Regions from separate parts of the Homo sapiens genome. Here region 2 is linked to region 1. A link is an interaction called in ENCODE POLR2A ChIA-PET data of the cell type or tissue named here. Cell type or tissue: PC-3. All regions are shown on one strand. Links, peaks and the distances in the headings refer to the core of each region. The heading gives the core; the rest is flanking DNA.

The links. Peaks named below come from ENCODE experiments on the same cell type or tissue, not always from the same donor. Only the 100,000 strongest peaks of a DNase experiment are listed, where the experiment ranks them.
Region 2: POLR2A ChIA-PET joins it to region 1 with 11 read pairs; 4 of 35 experiments call an interaction of 5 or more read pairs at or near these places.

The regions. Positions count from the first base shown.
Region 1 is chr12:1,586,577-1,591,576 of GRCh38, reverse strand. All of the region lies in intron 1 of FBXL14 (F-box and leucine rich repeat protein 14), which reads left to right. Among named protein-coding and RNA genes, the nearest start is that of FBXL14, 5.5 kb to the left of the region's middle. RefSeq lists an enhancer at 3,076-3,735. In PC-3, for the core only: a CTCF peak has its summit at 327; a DNase peak (open chromatin) is centred at 316; H3K4me3 peaks cover 2,133 bases; H3K27ac peaks cover 1,093 bases.
Region 2 is chr12:1,344,869-1,361,664 of GRCh38, reverse strand. The region is part of intron 15 of ERC1 (ELKS/RAB6-interacting/CAST family member 1); the gene reads right to left. Among named protein-coding and RNA genes, the nearest start is that of LINC00942, 150 kb to the left of the region's middle. In PC-3, for the core only: no CTCF peak of the experiment used is centred there; no DNase peak of the experiment used is centred there; H3K27ac peaks cover 192 bases.

The DNA.
Region 1 (5,000 bases), core at 1-5,000:
CGTTGGATTTTTGTTGTTATTTCTTTAGAACCCTCCACAGCAACATGCAAGACCATGGAGTTAAAGAAACCCAGAGACCTTTATCAATTAATTGTACTGTTTGTGAATTTGTATAAATAATAACAAAGATCCTCTTAAAACGTTTATATTCTTACAGTAAAAGGTTAAACTGATATTTATATAATAAAAGAGGAAATATGAAGTATGTTTTTGAAAAAAAAAAAAAAAACAACAGCCTTGTATCTGCGAATTATTTTTAAGGCATTGTGTGCTTGGGTACATGCCAAGGTAGGAGGTGTTGTTTGTATACTCTAAGAGGACGCAAGGTGGAGTTTGGTGCATCCTATGTGGGGGTGAGTCAACTCATGGGTAGAATTTTATTCTGTATAAGGTTTACTACTGACATGTTTTGTTTCTAGAAATGTGATTAGACTGGAGATTTATATAATGTTTGGCTTTAAACTTTCAACAACGTGGAAATTTAAAGAAATTGAACAAAATGAAACTTTTTAAAAAACCAGATTTGTATGTAAGTCACAGTTTCCCCGAGTGGCCAGTTTTTCTTTGGGTGAAAATGAGATCTAGAGGTGATGTTGAAAAGTGGTTCACGACGTGGGCAAGAAAGATGGATTTTTTTTACCCTGAGAGTGGGTGTGGGGAGGATGTGAAGGTGGAAGGACTGAAGCCATTGTTGAGAAAAGTTAAAAGAGCGCTGTCCTTGCGTGCTTGCCGGCTCAGTCATGCATACTGAATCTCCCAGTGTGAGCGAGGGTCCGGGTGGAGAGGAGGAGGGCAGCTCAAGCCCTCTTTTTCACATTCCCCTCCAGGCCCGGCTGTAAGGAAGCACTTTCCTGGGGGATGGGGAGCTTGGCCAGGATTTTGCACATTTGCATTTTAGCACTTCCAATAGCCGAGGCTGGCCGCTGGATCCACTCTGTCAAGGGTTTTTAGACTGAAATCGGGGCAGATTAATGAAATACCAGAATTCCAGCAAGAGTTCCCTTTGGTAGACAGTAACAAAATAATCTGACACCCTGTGGTTTGGCTGTGGAGACCTATGGGTGTGAGTGCTCCAACAGGGGAGTGGTTCATATTCCTGGTTTCACATTGGTCTGGGTTGTTTCTGAGATTGTTAAAAAAAATACTGATCTCAGCAAGAGCTGATAAGAGTAGTATAAAACTTTCCTGGATCAACCCCTCTTTCCAGGAAGAGGGCTGGAACCCAGGTTTCTCTTGGGATAAGATTGTTTTGTAAAATGTCCAAGCTTTCTGCCTGAGCATATCACAAAAGCCGCATTGTTCCTTTTTGGAGAGTCATCACAATTGGGTCTAATTGAGCCTGACACTAGATCCATCTTCTGTTTCTTTGGGGAAGGTGTGGATCTCTTTCTTCCCACTTAGGTTACAGTGCTTAATGCCTGGAAAAAAAAAAAAGTGTGAAGCCTATTAAGAAGTAGGGACTCTGAATTAGGGTCAGCTTTCTAATCCAGCATTTGACACAACTCCTGAAGGTTACACGGCAGTGGGTTCTTAGTCTGTTTTTCTTCCAAGAGACTGCATGGCTGTACAGATTCAATTGATAAAAATTTGAGCACCCAAGTCTTAGGCTCTGTATTCACATTCTTCATTTTAATAGGCAAAATATTCCTACCACCTGTAACGTGAAGCACGTTCTTCTGTTTTGTCTCCTTTTTACGTTAAATGTTAAATATACGCTTGACTAAAGGTCGGCAAATTGATGTTTGAAAGTTACGACCATGGGTCTAGCTATATCCTTATCCTGAATGAGGCATACTTAGTATATAGCCGGAGCTTCTCTGGGAAAGATGATAAACCACCTAGAGTGGTTAGTGAAGGTCAACTGCTCATCTCTCAACCTTTTTGGATGGAAAGCAATTAACGTGTTGAGAACCTATGTGTGTTTTACAAGGTACTTGTAAGTTTTAATCTTCAAAGCAACCTGCTGAAACAGGTATTATCCCTGTTTTCCAGATAAGTCATAATTCCTGCCGTAAGTTACCCAACCAGTAAGTGAGGGAGCCAGGATTCAAACCTAGGCTCCATTTCTCCATTTCCCTCCCTCCCTCCCTCCCTTCCTTCCTGTCTTCCTGCCTTCCTGTCTTTTTTTTTTTTTTTTTTTGAGACAAGGTCTTGATCTTTTTTTTTTTTTTTTTTTTTTGAGACAAGGTCTTGATCTGTTGCCTAGGCAGGAGTGCAGTGGTACAATCACAACCCACTGCAGCCTTGACTTCCCAGGTTCAAGTGATCCTCCCACCTAGCCTCCTGAGTAGCTGAGACTACAGGCGCACACCACCATGGCTGGCTATTTTTTTTTTTTTTTGTATTTTTTTTGTAGAAACAGGGTTTCACCATGTTGCCCAGGCTGGTCTCAAACTCCTGGGCTCAAGCGATCTGCCCACCTCGGCCTCCCAAAGTCCTGGGATTACAGGCGTGAGCCACTCTGCGTGGCCCAGGCTCCATTTCTAAAGTCCAGCTCCCTTCTGCTTGATGAGAAGATTTAGTTACTCGTCATACCTTGGTTTCCAGTAAGGTGACCCTCATAGAAGTGAACGGTAGCTGTTTGAACACCGTATGAACAAGCTTATGCCATAGGGCAGTACTTCAAAGGGAATAGGGGTGACTCTTGGTGGTATGAAAAGTTGATCCCCGCCATACCTACAGGAATGGGAGAAATGCATTGAAGAATAGAAGAGCTAAAGGACATGAATTGATAGTACACTTTGCGTGGTGGTACAAAAGTTAAAAGGCACTCCAGGGCAGTTCTTAGAATAACAGAAAAAAACTTGGTTCAGGTATTTGCTGAAACTTGAGAACTGAAAAAACATAATGTAAACTTCGTGTAAACCTTATCATCTAGAAGTAATAAACCTCAACAGAAACTGGGTAGTAGTCAAGGAACAGCTTCATTTCCCTTCTTTTTCTAAGTGTCATTGTGTGTAGCCCTTCAATGTTCTTACTGGAAAGATTATCTATAAATCACCTGTGGGGCTCAGCCAATTTCTGCAGCTCCCAAGCTAGGCCCCTAACTTGTCCAACTTAACATTTACTAAAACTAAAAGCCAGTACCAGTATATCCTAAAAATAAACTCGAACCGATCATGTTCTTTCATGAGTCAGATGAACAACAAAGATGTAAAAAAGCAAACGTTCCTTTTTCTTTTGAAAGGTATGAACTTTCTCTTACATAAGGACATATGATATGTAAATTAAAGCATGGCCTAGCTCCCAAATCCTGCTGCTTTCCTGAAGTGGTTACTAGATAGGTGCTGGTCTTAGAATACAAACAAAACCTTTCACTTTTGACTTAGAGAATTCGAATTCAAGTTTTCAAAGGGAAAGGGTAGTGGCCCCCAGGGACCACTGTGTTTCTAAAGAATAAGAACCTCTTGATTAAAAGATCAGATTTGTAAAACAAAACCAAGACCTCATGCAGCTTCTGACAACTGTCTCTTCCCAGTTCTATGAAAGGGAAAGCCCTGGCCTCTGATCTCTGCTGTGTTCTGCGGTAGAAAGGGAGGGACTATAGTAAGTCATCTAGTGGTCCCCTCTCTCTGTTCTCTTTCTCTTCCCTGCATCAAACATCACCCCTTTTAAAAGTTAATTCCATCCCTTTAGTAGAGGGCAAGACCTAAATTTTGTGCCATTATGAACCCCTGAGGAGTCAGAGGGGTGAGGCTTTTTGATGAAATAATGTGGATCATGAGTAAAGCACAGCATTAGAAATTAGAAAGCTGCATTCAAACCTAAGCTCAGACTTGGGTCACATACTTACCTCATTTCTGTCAATGCACTTGGTTAACTATCAGGCAGCAAGTTAAATTTTTTAAAAAGTTGTAAAACAGATGGGACATGCATATTTAGATCAGTGCCAAATATTAATAATTTACTTAATGAAGTATCAAAGGTAAGTGCACAGTTGGAACAAGAGCATATATCTCAGCTCTTGTATGGAATTTCTAGACAATTGGTAAATTTAAATGTCCACAAATGATCAGTTTCAGTTTTTTCCTCTTTTCCAGGGATTGCTCTGATTTTGCCTGCTGGAGTTGCCTTTACCAACCCAGAATATTTGGTCGTATGTAAAGCCAAGCCCTCCAGTTGAGGTGCAAAAGAAAGTAAGCTTGAGATCTTAACTGAGCAGCACCAGAGTGGGGTATGTTAAACCCCCACTCCCAATAAAACAATCGAAGTGGAATTCCTCTGCCTGCTATTTATTAACCCAGAAAAGTGCACATATTTTCTTTAAAAAGAAGACTTAAGTTTCTATTATTTCATTACTCTTCTACTTCAATTTTTTTTTTTTTTTTTTTTTGAGACGGAGACGGAGTTTCACTCTTGTTGTCCAGGCTGCAGTGCAATGGCACGATCTTGGCTCCCTGCAACCTCCGCCTCCCAGGTTCAAGTGATTCTCCTGCCCCAGTCTCCTGAGTAGCTGGGATTACAGGCGTGTGCCACCACGCCCGGCTAATTTTGTATCTTTGGTAGAGACGGGGTTTCTCCATGTTGGTCAGGCTGGTCTCAAACTCCCGACCTCAAGTGATCCGCCCGCCTCGGCCTCCCAAAGTGCTGGGATTACAGGCATGAGCCACCGCGCCCGGCCACTTTAGTTGTTTAAGGAACAAATGCTTTATATCCTTATAAAAAACTTACAAGGATACTTGCATTTGTGATAGTGGAAACAAATGAGTCTCAATTACAAAGAAGAGAACTGGGTCTGCAGCCGTGGCGCAGCAGAGAAACCCAAGTGAGACCAGGTCAGGAATGTGAGTGTGATCTGTGGAAGAACTCAGTCATAACACAATGTTCGGTTTCTCTGTCTCAACATTTTTGTTTTCCCAAATCTGGCAGATGTGGTACATTTAATTTTATAAATGGGAAAAGATGCTTAACAAAGTGGAAAAGATTTTGCCTAGGTAATTAGAGGAGAACCTAGTGTCAGAACCTGGGCTGCTCTAGACTTAATGACCAATGCAGAAGGT
Region 2 (16,796 bases), core at 5,855-10,854, 240 kb after region 1:
TTCATGAGAGATTTTCATTCCATATTCATGACGGTGGAATGCGAATTTAGGCTAAGTTTTTAGATATAGGTCTTAGTTTTAGTGCTCAAGATTAAGAAGGTAGCAGGGCTCCTGGTATTTAAGCACAGTTCTAGCTTCCCTTATGAAGGTGGCACCCAAAACTCATTTAATCAAATCATGCATTTCTACAAATTGTTTACTAGTTTAATAAAAACAGGCAATTTTTAATTTAATTTTTATTTTTTTATGTTTAATTATTATACTTTAAGTTTTAGGGTACATGTGCACAATGTGCATGTTTGTTACATATGTATACATGTGCCCTGTTGGTGTGCTGCACCCATTAACTCATCATTTAGCATTAGGTATATCTCCTAATGCTATCCCTCCTCCCTCCCCCCACCCCACAACAGTCCCCGGTGTGTGATGTTCCCCTTCCTGTGTCCATGAAAACAGGCAATTTTTTTTAGTCCAGAGACTGAAATAGCATATCCTCAGTTTCGTGGGTCTATCTTTGAGTATCTTCCATTCATCTTCCATGCCCACCTTTTTTTTTTTTTTTTTTTGAGACAGAGCCTCACTCCCATCACCCAGGCTGGAGTGCAGTGGTGAGATCATAGCCAACAACTGCAGCCTAGATTTCCCAGACTCTGGTGATTCTCCCACATCAGCATCCCAAGTAGCTGGGACTACATACCAAGTAGCTGGCATCACCATACCTAGCTTATTCTATTCTATTTATTTATTTTTATTAGAGAGGGGGTTTCACCATGTGGCCCAGGCTGCTCTCCTGGGCTCAAGTGATCCTCTCACTTTGGCCTCCCAAAGTGCTGGAATTACAGGTGTAAGCCACTGTACCCAGCCCTGTATTTCCTTAAACGTTACTTTAGCAAAAGTTATCTAGCTGCTTCCTTTATAAAATATACTTGTACTTATATTTGAAATGAAAGATATATTCTTCAGGGAATTAATTTTGGGAAGTTACACAAAAATTTATTCCAGTGATGCTGCCAAATTTCTCTTTAAGCTTCACAGTTTTATTGCATTATTTAAATATTTGGAATTATGACAAATACCCTTTTTATTAACTGAATTTTAATTTTGACACCAAGTCTTGTGCACAATGAATCAGAGTGATAGGTTTTGGATTACAGTGAAGTGTAAGTGCATATTTATTTTTAGGGGCATCCTGCAAACTGGCTCTGAAAGCAATTTCCAAGAAAAGGATCACAAATATATTTGAGCCATGACAGCCCCAATGAAGTAAGTGTAAAATCACCTATATGACTATTGTGCGACTCTATTGGATCCTAAGTTCCAACGTTCTTATTTTTTGATAGAAAGATTCTTCTACTTCATAGCCAAGCTTCATTTTCTTCATGACTAGAGAGCACTTCTGCTGAATGACATCCAGATCCCTGTTTATATTCTAAGCTTCTTTACTTTTGAATTATACTTAACAATGTCTGTCAATAGTAAAACAGACAACATAACTGAAATTTAAAAATCAGAAGAGAAATTAAGAAATTACAATAAGCCTCAGAATGTCTTCTTAAACAAACAAACAAAAAAGATGCCAGAGGAGAAGGGAGTACCTAGTTACGACAATGTCTGCTCATTTGGTATTTACTGTTTAGAATAAAATCCACTAAAAATTTTTAAGATTTACATTAATTTGCAAAATAATGGCACATAGTATCTTTCTTTAAAAAAAAAAGCCTGCATCTATAGAATTAGTTAACTATCAAATTGTATATAAAATGTATCTATATATTCTCCATGTTAGAAGACTCTAAAGATGACGTAACTCTTTTGTGATACACAAATATATACAGACCAATAGTCCTTTCAATATAATATGTAGGGAACTACAGTTTACGGTGAAACATTATAACAGAAAGGAAAACAACATCAATTCAGTGAGTGGGCCAAGGTTTGACTATTCCCTCCCAAACTCATGTTGAAATTTAACTGCCTTTGTAACAGTATTAATAGGTAGAACGCTTAGGGTATGCTAGGCCATGACCGCTGTGTCTTCATGAATGGATTAATGCCATTATTGTAAGGGTAGGTCTGTTAACGAGGAAGCGGGGTGTGGCCTCCTTTTACCTGCCTTCCGCCTTTCTCTTACCCTCTTTGCCCTTCCACCGTGGGATGACACAGCAAAAAGACCCTTGCCAGGTGTCGGTTCCTTGCTTTTGGACTTACCAGCTTCCAGAACCATAAGCCAAAATTTCTGTTCATTATAAATTACTCAGTCTGTGGTACTTTATTATTACAGCAATAAAATGAACTAAGACCATCTTAGACTGTTCCTTACAGTCTTAGTTCTAGTGAGTTGTCTCTATTTCTGTTGAGTGTAGAAGTGACTCCTGGATTCTACCTCATGTCTACCTATTTTGACAGAACTCGTAAAGAAAATATGTTTAATTTGACCTAAAATGATTGATTATCCAACCCCTCACCATGCTACAATTACTGATCCTCAGGGAGAAAGCCTCGACTGAGCCTACTTTTCCCTGAAGCTGTTATGCTTTTTCTTTCCCCACCTTGGTCAAAGTTTTGAGGGCTCCAATATAGTACTAATGACAATTTTGGATTCCTGACTTCAAGGCAGCAGAGCAAAGACCTATCAGTGACATTTTCCTCCAGAAAATTACTCCCAAACACCAGAATGAAAAAATGAAGCAAACTCTTATCTTTGTCGATGTAAGAAGATTTATGTCATGCCAAACTATAACGGTTGAAGTGAAAATGGATATGGAAATTCTAAATGATTTAGCATATGAAAATCAATCCAGAGTGCGAACCTACTACTTAGCTTCATCTCTTGAGGCTCAAGCTCAGCTTCCCCTCCTCCAACTTCATCCCCACATCTCCAGCACAGATCAGTGGATTTAAGACATAATTCAGTCTATGAGCGGGAAGCAGCTTTCCCCTGCAGAACCCAAGAAGGGCTCACAAATAGGTCAGCGGCTGTGGAGAGTTGTATAGCTTATTACATGGTATCAGATTTGCTTTACAATGGTGGCTCTCAAACATGAAAGAAATTATTCAAAATGGAAGTCTGTGCTCTACTCCAGACCTACTGAGTTTCTGGAATGGACATCTATACTTGAGATCCACTGTTTTAGAGGAAGACGAGCTGATTTAAAAGACCAACATTAAGGTATTACATACCTCTGATTCCCTACATCCTTGCCAAGACTGGATTTTTAGCATTTGTATGTACTTTCCTAATCCAATAAGTATATAAAAAGAATCTTTCAATTCCATAGTGAAAATGATCAAAGTAACTTTTGACTCTTAAATTCTCATGATATTGCAGGCACTCATAATGTTGATCATTATTGGACTTAGAAATATTATGCAGAGATGACTTCTATGGGTTGGTTCTATCTAATGTATTATTTGAAAAAAAAAAAAGTTTAGTGTTTTTTTTTTTTTTGAACAGACAAGGCCTTGCTATGTTGTCCGGGTTGGGGTGCAATGTTTTTTCACAGGCATGATCGCAGCTCACTGTAGCCTCAAACTGCTGGGCTCAAGCCATCCTCCCAAGAAGCTGGGACTACAGGCATGTACCACAAGAACATCCTATAATATATTCTTGGGCAAATCTCCTATTTTCCTGGCAAGGGCTATCACAAGACAGATAGGTGAATTTAGGATCTTCTGCTTTCTACATATCTGCCTTTAAAAATAGCTGGCAAGCCAAGGGAGTTTCTGTTAGGGATTTACTCAAATCCTATCAAAATCTCTACTGAATTATGTCTTAAACCCACTGATCTGCGCTGGAGATCTGGGGATGAAGTTGGAGGAGGGGAAGCTGAGCTTGAGCCTCAAGAGATGAAGCTAAGTAGTAGGTTCACAGTAACATCTGGAGATGGTCTGATAAAAAGATTTATATTGGCCTTTTCTCTCATTTTGTCTTTATTATTTTACAACAGTATGTCCTTTACGCTTCATGTTTTATAGTGTATGTAATATGAACAGAAAATTTCAGAATACAATCTTCCCATATGAAGATGTAGTCCCTTCAAACTAAGGTACACCTGTTGTTATATATGTCTACTTTTGGACTACACCATTTATCTTGTCTTCTTTCCTTAGGAAGTCTCTGTCTCCAAAAGTAAATAAAGTCTTCTTACATTGTCTCTCAGAACTCAAACTCCAGAATGCTTCTGCTTATTTAGATGTCTGTTTTAAGAATTATTGAATGCTTTCGGCAATTAATCTCTGCACTTTGTCACTGTCCCACTGTTTATTTAACCTTTCCCAGTTTTAGATGGATAGCATGTCCATACCAGCTGTCCACACTGTGCTACCGAGGGGGCTTGCTCGCCTTTCTTTAGCCTGTGCTGCATTCCACGTCTGTTTGTCATGACGTTTGCTAGAAGAATGCCAGCAGTGTCAGGGCACTCAGGTCTCCACCTCCAGCAAAATCAAGATCCAACTGTGTCTTGATCTCATAAAATAGCCAGCGTTACATAGAACATCTAATTTTGGGATTTGTGGTACACTTACAAAAAAAGTAGGAGCTGCTCCAATGCGTAAGTATCCGAGATATACTCCTATAGCTGTATAGGAAGCTTATGAAAGCTGTCAGGGATATATATGAGTGCATGCTGGGATGCTGAGAGAGTACTGAAGACATTGGGGCTACTGAGATCTTGGAGGTCACCAAAAACATTTGTTGGCCAAATGGATGAAAACAAACCCGGTAATTTATTACCTTCTTGCATTAATGATTCAACAATTTTATTATTCATCAGCTATCAATCTGTTGGCAAAAACTATAAGAGTCCCTTTTCTCCTACACAGGTTTGGAATGAGACACCTGGTATGTAAATTCTGTGGGAATGGGCAATGACTATGCCTGCATCAGGTAGATAAATTCTCATCAGCTGGGATGGTCCCATCTTTTCTGCATCCTCCTATAGGTTCTAGCTGCTTGCCAAATGCCAGACAGAATTTAAAAACAATGCTTACTACACCAATTTTTCCTTTTAATAAGGGGCATACGGTTAAAGTAGACATAAAAAGATGGGAAGCGTAGACTTTTAAAATGAAAGTGTTTTTGTTTTTAATTTGAAGGTTCTCTCCTTAGCTATGGCATTATTTTTATTAGGGAAAAATATGCTCAAAATAGTAAAGCAATAACCTTTACTCCCTACTGAGTCACACATCCTACTTCTCAAAGACACACACACACAAAAACAGCAACTGAAAATATTATTTCAAAGCAAGTTTTAGAATTTTATTATATATAAACTCAATTTTTTAAGTTTTAAACTTTTGCATATTTTAAAACAACAGCAGTAAAGATTTCAAAACTATAGAAATTGATACCTATTACTGTTTATATTTTGCATATGACCTCTGGATCTCTTCTTCCTCAACGGAATATAAATATATAAACACACACACACACACACACACACACACACACACTTTTTTTTTTTTTTGACAGTCTCACTTTGTCACCTAGGCAGGAGTGCAGTGGTGTGATCTCAGCTCACTGCAGCCTTGACCTCCTAGGCTCAAGCGATCCTCCCATCTCAGCCCTGCAAGTAGCTGGGACCACAGGCATGTGCCACCAGGCCTGGCTAATTTTTTGTGTGTGTAGAGACAGGGTTTCATCACGTTGCCCAGGCTGGTCTTGAATTCCTGAGCTCAAGCAATCCACCCACCTTGGCCTCCCAAAGTGCTAGGACTACAGGTGTAAGCCACCGCACCCAGCCAGGACCGAGTATTTTATCTCACTTAGAGCACCTCTATTTTACCTTACGTTAAAGCCATTTTTCCCATTTCTGAAGCTGGTTGACGGAATTAACTTCATCATGTCCACCCTCAATTCAGCTAATCTTTGACTCAGCTTTAGTGGTTCACTGGTGCCCACCTCGTAGAGTGAATTCAGTTTCCCAAAATACCATTCTGTCTGTGACCAGTTGGAGCTGACGATCAGAGCAAGAGGAATAAAGACAAGACGCTTTCTCTTGTTATTTACAGTCTGCTCCACAGGCCAAACTTTACCTCTGGCATACATAGCTATTCTCTAGGTCAGTATTTCTCAAAAGCACATTCCACAGAAGTACAGCAAGAGACAGTAACAAATAAGCATGACAAAAGATTTCCACGGTCAAATATGTTTGAGGAACACTGGTCATAACAGCACTGCTGCAGAACTTAGAAAAGCTTTTTATGGTGTAGGTTGCATATCTTTAATAGGGGGCTATATTTTAAAGCAGGAATCAGCAAGCTACTGCCACTCATGGTCAAAGCCAGCCCATGGCCCATGAGCAAAGAATGGCTTTTCCATTTTTAAATGGTTGAAAAAAAAGAAAATAATAATACTTTTGTAACCCCAAATAATATAGCATATAACATATAATAATTACATTTTGTGAAAATTATATGAAATTCAAAGTTTAGTGTCCACAAATAAAATTTTAGTGAACAAAACCTTGCTCATTTGCTTATATATTTTCTATGGCTACGCTGGTGCTACAAGAGATTTGAGTAGTGTGACAGAGACCAAATGGCCCACAGAGCCCAGTAAGTTTACAATCTGGCCCCTGAAAAAGTTCCAACCCTACCTATAAAGTATTTTCCAAACTTAACTGATCATGGAACCCCACCTTCTCTCTTTTCTGGGTGGAACATCACTTACCACCTTGAGGGATACTAGTACAAGAGAAAACAGTTTGGGAAGTGGTGATTTAAAGATAAATCAGTGGGCGGACTGCTGTAATCCCAGGATTTTGGGAGGCTGAGGTGGGCGGATCACCTGAGGTCAGTAGTTCCAGACCAGCATGGCCAACTTGGTGACACCCCGTCTCTACAAAAACACAAAAACTAGCCGGGCGCACTCCTGTAGTCTCAGCTACTTGGGAGGCTGAGGCAGGAAAATCAACTGAACCTAGAACGCGGAGGTTGCAGTGAGCCGACACTGCGCTTCGGCACTCCAGCCTGGATGACAGAGCAAGGCTCTGTTGCGCCCTGACCCAAGAAAAGGATAAATAAATGATTCTTCAAGAGTATGAATGAACTGGGTAAACACTCACTATAATTAGCATTGCCAGCATGATTACTATAGAGCCAGATATTCTACTAGGCACCTTCAACTAAGTTTTTTTTTTTTAAGATGGAGTTTCACTCTTGTCGCCCAGGCTGGAATGCAACGGGGCAATCTCGGCTCACTGAAACCCCTGCCTCCCAGGTTCAAATGATTCTCCTGCCTCAGCCTCCTGAGTAGCTGGTGTTACAGGTGCCTGCCACCATGCCCAGCTGGTTTTTCTAATTTTAGTAGACAGGGGTTTCACCGTGTCGGCTAGGCTGGTCTCGAACTCCTGACCTCAAGTGATTGGCCCACCTCGGCCTCCCAAAGTGCTGGGATTGCAGGCATGAGCCACCACACCTGGCCTTAACTAAGTAATTTAATCTTTACATCAACCTTATGAATCTGGGGAGATACCTGGTAGGCAGTTGTACTGACAGTCCTGCAATCAGGACCCGATTAAAGACTACGTGGGAATGATCAGCACTGAAAGTAATTAAAATCACAGGAGTACATGAGACCACCAAGATAAGACACGAGACCACCAAGATAAGAGGCGGGGCACACAGCACTGGTGGAAGAAGTCTATGAAGAACTGAGGGGGAATGGTCTTAGAGGAAAAAGAAAACAAAAAGAAGGTGGTCCCCTGGAAGCCAAAGATAAAGAAAGTTTCCAGAAATAAGAAGAGATAAAACATGTTAAAGATTCACAGGCAGGTCAAGATAAAGAATACAAAATTTCCATCGGATTTAGTTTTTCGAAAGTTACTACTTTGGAGGGTAGTTTCAGGGCTGGAGGCAGAAGCTATATTGCAATGGGCTGAGCAGTAAACAGCAGTAAACAAGTGGAAAGAGATCATAAATCAGTCTTTCAAGATCACACAAAACAAAACCAGAATCACAAACTCTTAGCATAACAAGAGACCTCACAGAACAGATCCATTCATGAAAATCACGGCTTGCTTGTGTTCCACACCACATGGCTGCCAAGTGGCCCCCCAGCCTATGTTTAAACACATTGAATGAGCTGGTGCCTATACCAGCTTTGACAACCTCTTAGGAAATTACTTATAGAACTGATCCCAAAAGCTCTCTGTTTTTAAGTTTTATTTATATTTTTTATTATCCTGCATAATTATTAAGACTGAAAGAGCTGTCTCTTTGTAACCCTAGTTCTATTCCTTTAAGCTCCATAAAAGAAATTCATTCTTTCAAATAACTGTCCTTAAAATATTTGAAAATGTTCTCCTGTCTCTTTAGCGTTAAAGCATTATTTGTAGGCCGGGCGCGGTGGCTCACGCCTGTAATCCCAGTACTTTGGGAGGCCGAGGCAGGCGGATCACGAGGTCAGGAGATCGAGACCATCCTGGCTAACACGGTGAAACCCCATCTCTACTACAAATACAAAAAATTAGCTGGGTGTGGTGGCGGGCGCCTGTAGTCCCAGCTACTCGGGAGGCTGAGGCAGGAGAATGGTGTGAACCCGGGAGGCGGAGCTTGCAGTGAGCAGAGATCACACCACTGCACTCCAGCCTGAGTGATAAAGCGAGACTCCATCTCAGAAAAAAAAAAAAAAAAAAGAAAAGAAAAGAAGACTTGATTGCTTCTCGTACCCAATAATTTTATCAAGGTGAGAGCTAAAAGATCTGACTGAATATACATGCCTAAATCACACTCATCTATATTTTTAAAAGCAAAAAGCCATCTCAAACTTAAAGTAGTCCTATTCTAGAGTAAATACACATTCCCTTACATAGGATATAATGAATATGTATTTGTATGTACTTTGAAAGAAACAAAAAGAGAAAAAGCAATAGAAAGAATAAAGTAAAACAAGTGCTACAGTCTCCGATAACAATCTCTCATTAAACACATGATTTTCATTCTCTCAAATGTCTGCGACCACTATGTGCATGGACAAGTGTAGTAGAGAAAACTGCATTAAGAGCTCAGACCGAAGGTCAATGAGGACAAGAAATTATTTGTGTGTGTGGGGGGTTTACTGACAGATCTCAATGTGATGTTTTCTGAATTAAGAAGATAAATTCTAAGAACATTCTAGCTATTATAATATAAAAATTCACCCTTCTATGAGAAAGGTAAGTATATATAAATACATAAACTATACATGATGACATTCAAACCATTTGCAGTTTGGCTCCAACCTAAATTTTCCAGCCTGATGGTCCAGTGATTTGGAAATTTCTCATATTCCCCCAATACATGCTGCCTTTCCCAGTGTCTTTTTACTCCTTTTCAATTAAAACGGCAGTCTCTTAAATCCCTTTTGCCCTTGCTGGTTCAGCTCAGTTCAGCACACATTTATTAAATGCCTTCTATGTGACACGGCTCACAAGGAACACTGAGAAAACTAGGATGGGTACTCAATCTTGAAATGCTATCCTGAGAAAGCTCCCTAAGCAACAGGAACAGGGTGATATGATGAAGGCTTGTGGTAGGAGGAGCCTGGTGAGCTCTAAGAGTCCTTGAGGCAATAAGAAGGTTAAGGCCTGGTGACTCTTGAAACTCTGGGGAGAATTGGGTATTTCAGAATGCTGTGCTGGGTTAAAGCTGGAGGCCTAATGGATCCTTGGGCCCTTCAAAGCAGTATATACTCAGCAGTGATTTACTTACCAACCGTTTAACCATTATTATAAATAATGTACCATTAATTTATAAATAATATGTGTTTAAATATTCAAATATTAAGAGAATGAGAAAATAAGACACAGAATGGGAGAAAATACTTGCAAAAGATACATTTGATAAAGGACTGTTATCCAAAATAATACAAAAGATACTTAAAATTCAACACTAAGAAAATAAATGATCTGATTAAAAAATGGGCCTTATGATACACTGCATGTATTAAAACATCACTATGTACCCCATAAATATGTACAATTATGTTGTATCAATTAAAAATTGAAAATATTATAAAAAACAAAAATAAAACAAGATAAAAGGAAGAAAATGCACCAGAGACCTTAACAGACACCTCACCAAGGAATATATACAGATGGCACATAAGCATACAAAAAGATGCTCCACATCATACGTAATCAGGAAATGCATATGAGAACAATGAGATACCACTACACACTTACCACAATGGACAAAATCCAGAACACACACTACCAGATGATGGCAAGAATGCTGAGCAACAGGAATTCTCATTCACCGCTGGTGGGAACGCAAAATGGTACAGCACTTTGGAAGACAGTTTGGCAGTTCTGTACACAACTAAACATACTCTTAAGATCTGGCCATCGCACTCCTTAGTATTTACTCAAAACATAGAAATTATTTGAAAAACATGGGCAACACTTTATAGAAATAAATCGAAGAGAAAATATCAGTGACAATAGGACTAGACTATATTTCAGAGCTATTCTTTAGATTTGTAAGCAGTAAATCAAAGACTGGATAAACACAGCACACAAAAAGTCCAAGGATATCACTATGGTGTGGATATGGTTTGTCTGTCCCCACGAAAACTCATGTTGAAATTTGATTCCCAGTATGATGGTGTTGGGAGGTGGGGCCTGATGGGAGGTGTTCAGGTCACAGGGGCATGAATCCTTCAGGAATGGCTTGGTGCTGATCTTGTGGTAGTGAGTGAGTTCCCACTCTGACAAGACTGCATTAGGTATTGCAGGGAACAGATTAGTTCCCAGGAGAGTGGGTTGTGATAAAGCCAGGATGGACCCTCAGGTTCTCCTGTTTGCATGTGTCCCCTTCCCCTTTGACCTTCTCTGCTGTTTTGTGACGCAGCATGAAAGCCCTTGCCAGAAGCCAGGGCCATGCCCTTGAACTTCTTAGCCCACAGAACCATGAGCTAAATAAACCTTGTTACATTATAAATTATCCAGGCGCAGATATTCTTTTATAACAACACACAACAGACTAAGACAGATACACTCTAAGGAGGATGAACTTAATTAGCTCTAGAACTGTAAGTCCCTATAAAACAGGAAGAAATCTTGTACACGACATGAGCTCCTGCTGGCTCTGTCCTACCTGACTTCACGGATTTATGGCAGTTTCCCAGTTAAAGGCCCATCCCATAGACCATGTGTGGCTTACATATTTGCCATTCCTACTGTGGTATGGCATAAATAAATCATGAGGCTTGGGTCAGTACAGCCAGCCTGTAAAGTGATTCATGGAGCCAGAAGTACCATCCCCTAGGACTGTGTACTTTATTACAGTAAACCTCAGAACAAGATACAATTTCCTGACTTAAGAAGCAGGCTTTAAATCAGGACACCTGGACAGCCTTGGAACAACTTAAAAAATACAATAGGTCTCAACCCACCACTGTGTCTCAGTGCTGGCCTCCGCCTGCCCCAGGCCTGTTCTTTTAACACTAGATACTAAATTCAGAATGAGTCCCTTCTGAGTCAATTACTGTGGTGAGAACAACAGAATAAACTGAACGCATCCCATCCTCTTATCTCCATTGTTTTCTGTTTTTCCCTGACTTCACTTACCCACTGAGGAAAATAACATCCCCCATGATGAATTTTTCCCTCATCCTTTAAAACTCATAAACCAGGAGGAGCCCCTTTTGGTGCCAAAAGAAGAAAGCACAACACTGTGAACCTGGTTTCCCTCCTCAATAAGGAACAGTAGAGTGGACCTGGAGACAAAGTTGTCAGAGCATTCTCTGCTTAGAGACCTAGGCTGCAGTCAGTGCTATTTTATGTAAATTACATGTACTTTAAACCAACACTGGCAAGAGTGCCATACTCTTGTTTAGGAAAGCTGGAAGTCTAACCAGTTGTAAAGGTTATGTGTTTGATGAACTCCTAAAAGTTTTTTAAGGTCTAAGTATAATCAAGCTATCCTTTTATGTTCTCAACTCTTTGAATAAAATGCTGGAAGCACCTAAAACGGCCAACACATTCCAAGGTATCAAAAATAACTTTTTTTTTTTTTTTTTTTTAGACGGTCTCACTCTGTCGTCCAGGTTGGAGTGCAGTGGCATGATCTCGGCTCACTGCAACCTCTGCCTCCCGGGTTCAAGCGATTCACCTGCCTCAGCCTCCCGAGTAGCTGGGACTACAGACGTATGGCACTATGCCTGGCTAATTTTTGTATTTTTTAGTAGAGAGGGTTTCACCATATTGGACAGGCTGGTGGTCTTGGACTCCTGATCTCATGATCTGCCCGCCTCGGCCTCCCAAAGTGCTGGGATTACAGGCGTGAGCCACTGTGCCCGGCCAAAAAGAACTCTTTTTAAGCCAAGATCTCGAACACTTTTTAGCTAGGACAAAAAGCTATTAATCCTAATCAATCTCACTTTACGGATTTACTGAAGCCTTGAAGCCAAAGGTCAGTCACATACTAACACTGTTTTATGCTTCTTCTTGTAGAAACCCTGGAGAAAAACAAGTGTTGGGACTCTGTTATAAACACGGAACTGACTCCAGTGTCGTCGTTTTCTTGGGGACAACTTAGGAAAATTTCTTTTCAATAGACGTCTACTTGTTGAATATGTTTTGAGGACATGTAGCCAACAACAGACACAAAAAAGACACAGTGCATTACTACATTCCTTTACAATAAGAACACGGGACAGGAGAAAATATGAAGTCTAGCTCAGCCTCTTCACACCTCCCCAAGTCATCAAAATGATTGGACTGTATAAGCACATGAGGTGTGCAGAAATACGAGCATGGCAATGGGAAGAAAAAGTATATTGCAAAAATCAAATCAGAAATATTTCAAGGCTTGAAGCTTTCCAGTGAATCATAAAACAGAGGAAGGAAATGAATATAGGAATGCTCAGCACTTACCAAAAAACCTACATTCCGGTGACCCGTGTATTTTAAGAGACACAGGTCTTTGTAAGTCCTGAGTAGGAAATCTTGTTGCATTATATTGTGAGACATTATACTTTTTTTTTTTTTTAGATGGAGTCTTCACTCTGTTGCCTGGGCTGGAGTGCAGTGGCACAATCTCGGCTCGCTGCAAGCTCTGCCTCCGAGGTTCAAGCAAATCTCCTGCCTCAGCCTCCCGAGTAATTGGGACTATGGGCGCCTGCCACCACGCCCAGCTAATTTTTGTATTTTTGGTAGAGACGGGGTTTCACCATGTTGGTTTTGGCCAGGATGGTCTCGAACTCCTGACCTCAAGTGATCTGCCCGCCTCGGCCTCCCAAAGTGCTGAGATGACAGGCGTGAGCCACTGCGCCTGGCTGGACATTATACATTTTTTCCCCTTAAGCTGATTCTTCATCATTGGCCATACAGGCAGTGTATGGTTCACTAAGTTTCCTAAAAAGAATTCAGTAACAAAAGTTCTTTAATGAATAAATATAAACACTTTTGGAAACAAGAGTAGCAGACATACTCTTTCTTAAAGACGTCTGGTTCACTTCTTATACCCGTATTTTGCTAGGAAAGAAATCGAAACCAGGAAGAGGCACTGGTAGATCATTTACACTGGTCACATAGTGGTTCCTTATTAGCAAATGCTACCAACCTTTGTAGCATGCCAGACAATGTAAATAAACACTGCAGACAACACATTGTAAAATGTACCACACTCTAGAGAATCAACTAAGTGGAGAGACATACAAGAAACCTGTGTTCATTTTCAATTATAATTTTTTTTTTCTTGAGACCGAGTCTAACTCTGTTGACCAGATTGGAGTGCAGTGGCGCCATCTCTGCTCACTGCAACCTCTGCCTCCCGGCTTCAAGCAATTCTCATGCTTCAGCCTCCTGAGTAGCTGGGACTATAGGCATGCGCCACCACCCCTGGCTAATTTTTGTATTTTTAGTAGAGACGGGGTTGCACCATGTTGGCCAGGCTGGTCTTAAACTCCTGACCTCAGGTGATCTGCCCGTCTCGGTCTCCCAAGTGCTGGGATTACAGGCTTGAGCAACTGTGCCCAGCCTTGTGTTCATTTTTGTAAGCCTTGAATTCTTAACCTGGGAGCAAAAAGGACAATTTATGTGGCTAGCATGAAAAGTGGTATCAATCACAAAATTTATACTGTATTTTCTTGGAAATACATCTTAAGAACCTTCAAAATAGACAATCCTGAGTTCTACAGATTTTCTCTATATAGAAATTACTACATCTTGAAAATTGCTGAGTATAGATTTTAAGTGTTATCACCATGAAAAATGACAAGCATGTGAGATAATGATATGTTAATTAGCTTGATTTAACAATTCCACAAAATATACATATTTCAAAACATCATGTTGTACATGATGGACATACACAATTTTTATTTGTCAGTTTAAAAAAACTAATTGTTTTAAAAATAAATTGCTGTACCATATTATCTCTACTTCCCTTTTCAGTTGATCTTAGCCAAATGGCCAAGAAGCGATCAACTTCCCTTTTCAAAGTAGTTAATTTTGATTAGGATGCATTTTACACTGACTAATAAGCATACCGTGAAACAGTAAAATACCTAAAATGTACGCTAGTATTTCAATGATGCATTTCAACGAAGGTCCATGTGAAAATTGCCAGGAGTGACTCTCGACAAAGATAAATAATCGTGTTTGTCTCAATTTTATTACCTTGTCACAATTCTAAATACCTTCTCTGGACTACAACATACCATCCTCAAAGGATCAAAACAAACAAAACCCAAAAAACCTGAAAACCATCATCTCTCTCTTTTTTTTTTTTTGAGACGGAGTCTCGCTCTGTCGCCCAGGCCGGACTGCGGACTGCAGTGGCGCAATCTCGGCTCACTGCAAGCTCCGCTTCCCGGGTTCACACCATTCTCCTGCCTCAGCCTCCCCAGTAGCTGGGACTACAGGCGCCCGCCACCGCGCCCGGCTAATTTTTTGTATTTTTAGTAGAGACGGGGTTTCACCTTGTTAGCCAGGATGGTCTCGATCTCCTGACCTCATGATCCACCCGCCTCGGCCTCCCAAAGTGCTGGGATTACAGGCGTGAGCCACCGCGCCCGGCCGAAAACCATCATCTCTTAAATAAACAAATGTCACAACACGCTGTTTCCTATACACTGGAATACCTGACTGATAGAGTCTATTTTTTCTATTAGGGTCAATCAGTTGTTCTCCTAGAAATGAAAGGTTTGTCAGTATTTTTGTGTTGGGCTGCAGGTAATAAAATCAACAAAAATTTTGGTGAAAAATAGTGTTGCTCTTTACCCTATTCTAAGCCCAGAAGCAATTCAGAAGTGAGGTGATAAAACTGTGAGAATTCCCAGTAATATCCCCAAATGTGGAGAAAAACAGATGGAAAAGGGTGGACTGGTGGTTTAAGAGATGAGTCAGGACAAAACATTTAACTATGGCAACCTCATAAAGGCAAGAAAAATTACTAGGATATGCTGTTTTCTAGCAATCTCTAAAGAATTTCACAGACGATCTGAACCTTCTCATGCTTACCAGGATGAATACAGGATATTTATCAAAATTTCAGGAAAAACAAACAAACAAACAAACAACAAAAACTTGAGTCCAGGCCTTCCACAAAGACAGTGGAGATCCAGCTGAGAATAGTCCTAGCTCCTCACATTTCCCAGGTTATAGAAAAGCAGGCTGAAGTCAATTCCTGGCCCTTCTGTTCTAACTCAGAGGGGCAACATCAGATGCAGTGATGGCAGGAAGAGAGCATCCGGGAACATTCATCCACTCTGCATTAGAAGAACACACCTAAGAATTTCGTAACTAGCTAAGTAATACTTCAAGTAGAATGGCAAATAAACACTATCAAGCATGCAAACATAAAACAAGAAAACCAGAATTCAGCATCAGTCTTTCCTGAAATAGTCAAGTGAAGATAAAATTAAATAAGCAAAACGATACAGCAAAAAATTCAGGGATAGGGAAAATGTGGCAAAAGGTGTTAAGTGCTGAATTTAACTCCCAGACTAAGTAGCCTGGGAGTTATAAAATAAGATGTAAATATTATAAACCTTGGTAAAGCTGATATAAAACTATATCATTAAAAACTGGTGAGAAGAAGTGATAATTTCTTCATCTTTTAGAGCATGGCATGAATTAATACTGATTAAAATAAAAATAAAAGATGCTGTTGTAAAACATAACCCCAATCTCTATCTCTTTTCTTAAACTTGGAAGGATGGCTTAGGAATTCTCCTTTATAGTAAAGAAATATTCTGGCCAGGCGTGGTGGCTCACGCCTGTAATCCCAGCACTTTGGGAGGCCGAGGCGGGCAGATCACGAGATCAGGAGATTGAGACCATCCTGGCTAACACGGTGAAATCCCATTTCTACTAAAAAATAGAACAAAAATTAGCCGGGTGTGGTGGTGGGCACCTGTAGTCCCAGCTACTCGGGAGGCTGAGGCAGGAGAATGGCGTGAACCCAGGAGGTGGAGCTTGCAGTGAGCCCAGATCACGCCACTGCACTCCAGCCTGGGCGACAGAGTGAGACTCCGTCTCAAAAAAAAAAAGAAGAAATATTCTACTGAAATTCTCTTTATTCTGCTAATGTCAAGTAAAATTAAATTCAATTTTTATTTAAAATGGCATGTTATATGTTAATTTTTTTCTATATGTGCATAGGAATATGACAGGAATCCTGCTTACCTACTACAAATAATGATTATTTTCTAGGCAATTGACTTGGGGGCTGTTTTTTTCTTTATTCTTTCTACTTTGTACTACTGCTTAAATTTATAAAAGAATAACAAATAAGTAAATCATATAAGTGACTGAAGGAGCACTAAAATACACAAGAAAAAGCATGTGTTCTGGAGCTGGACAGTGCCG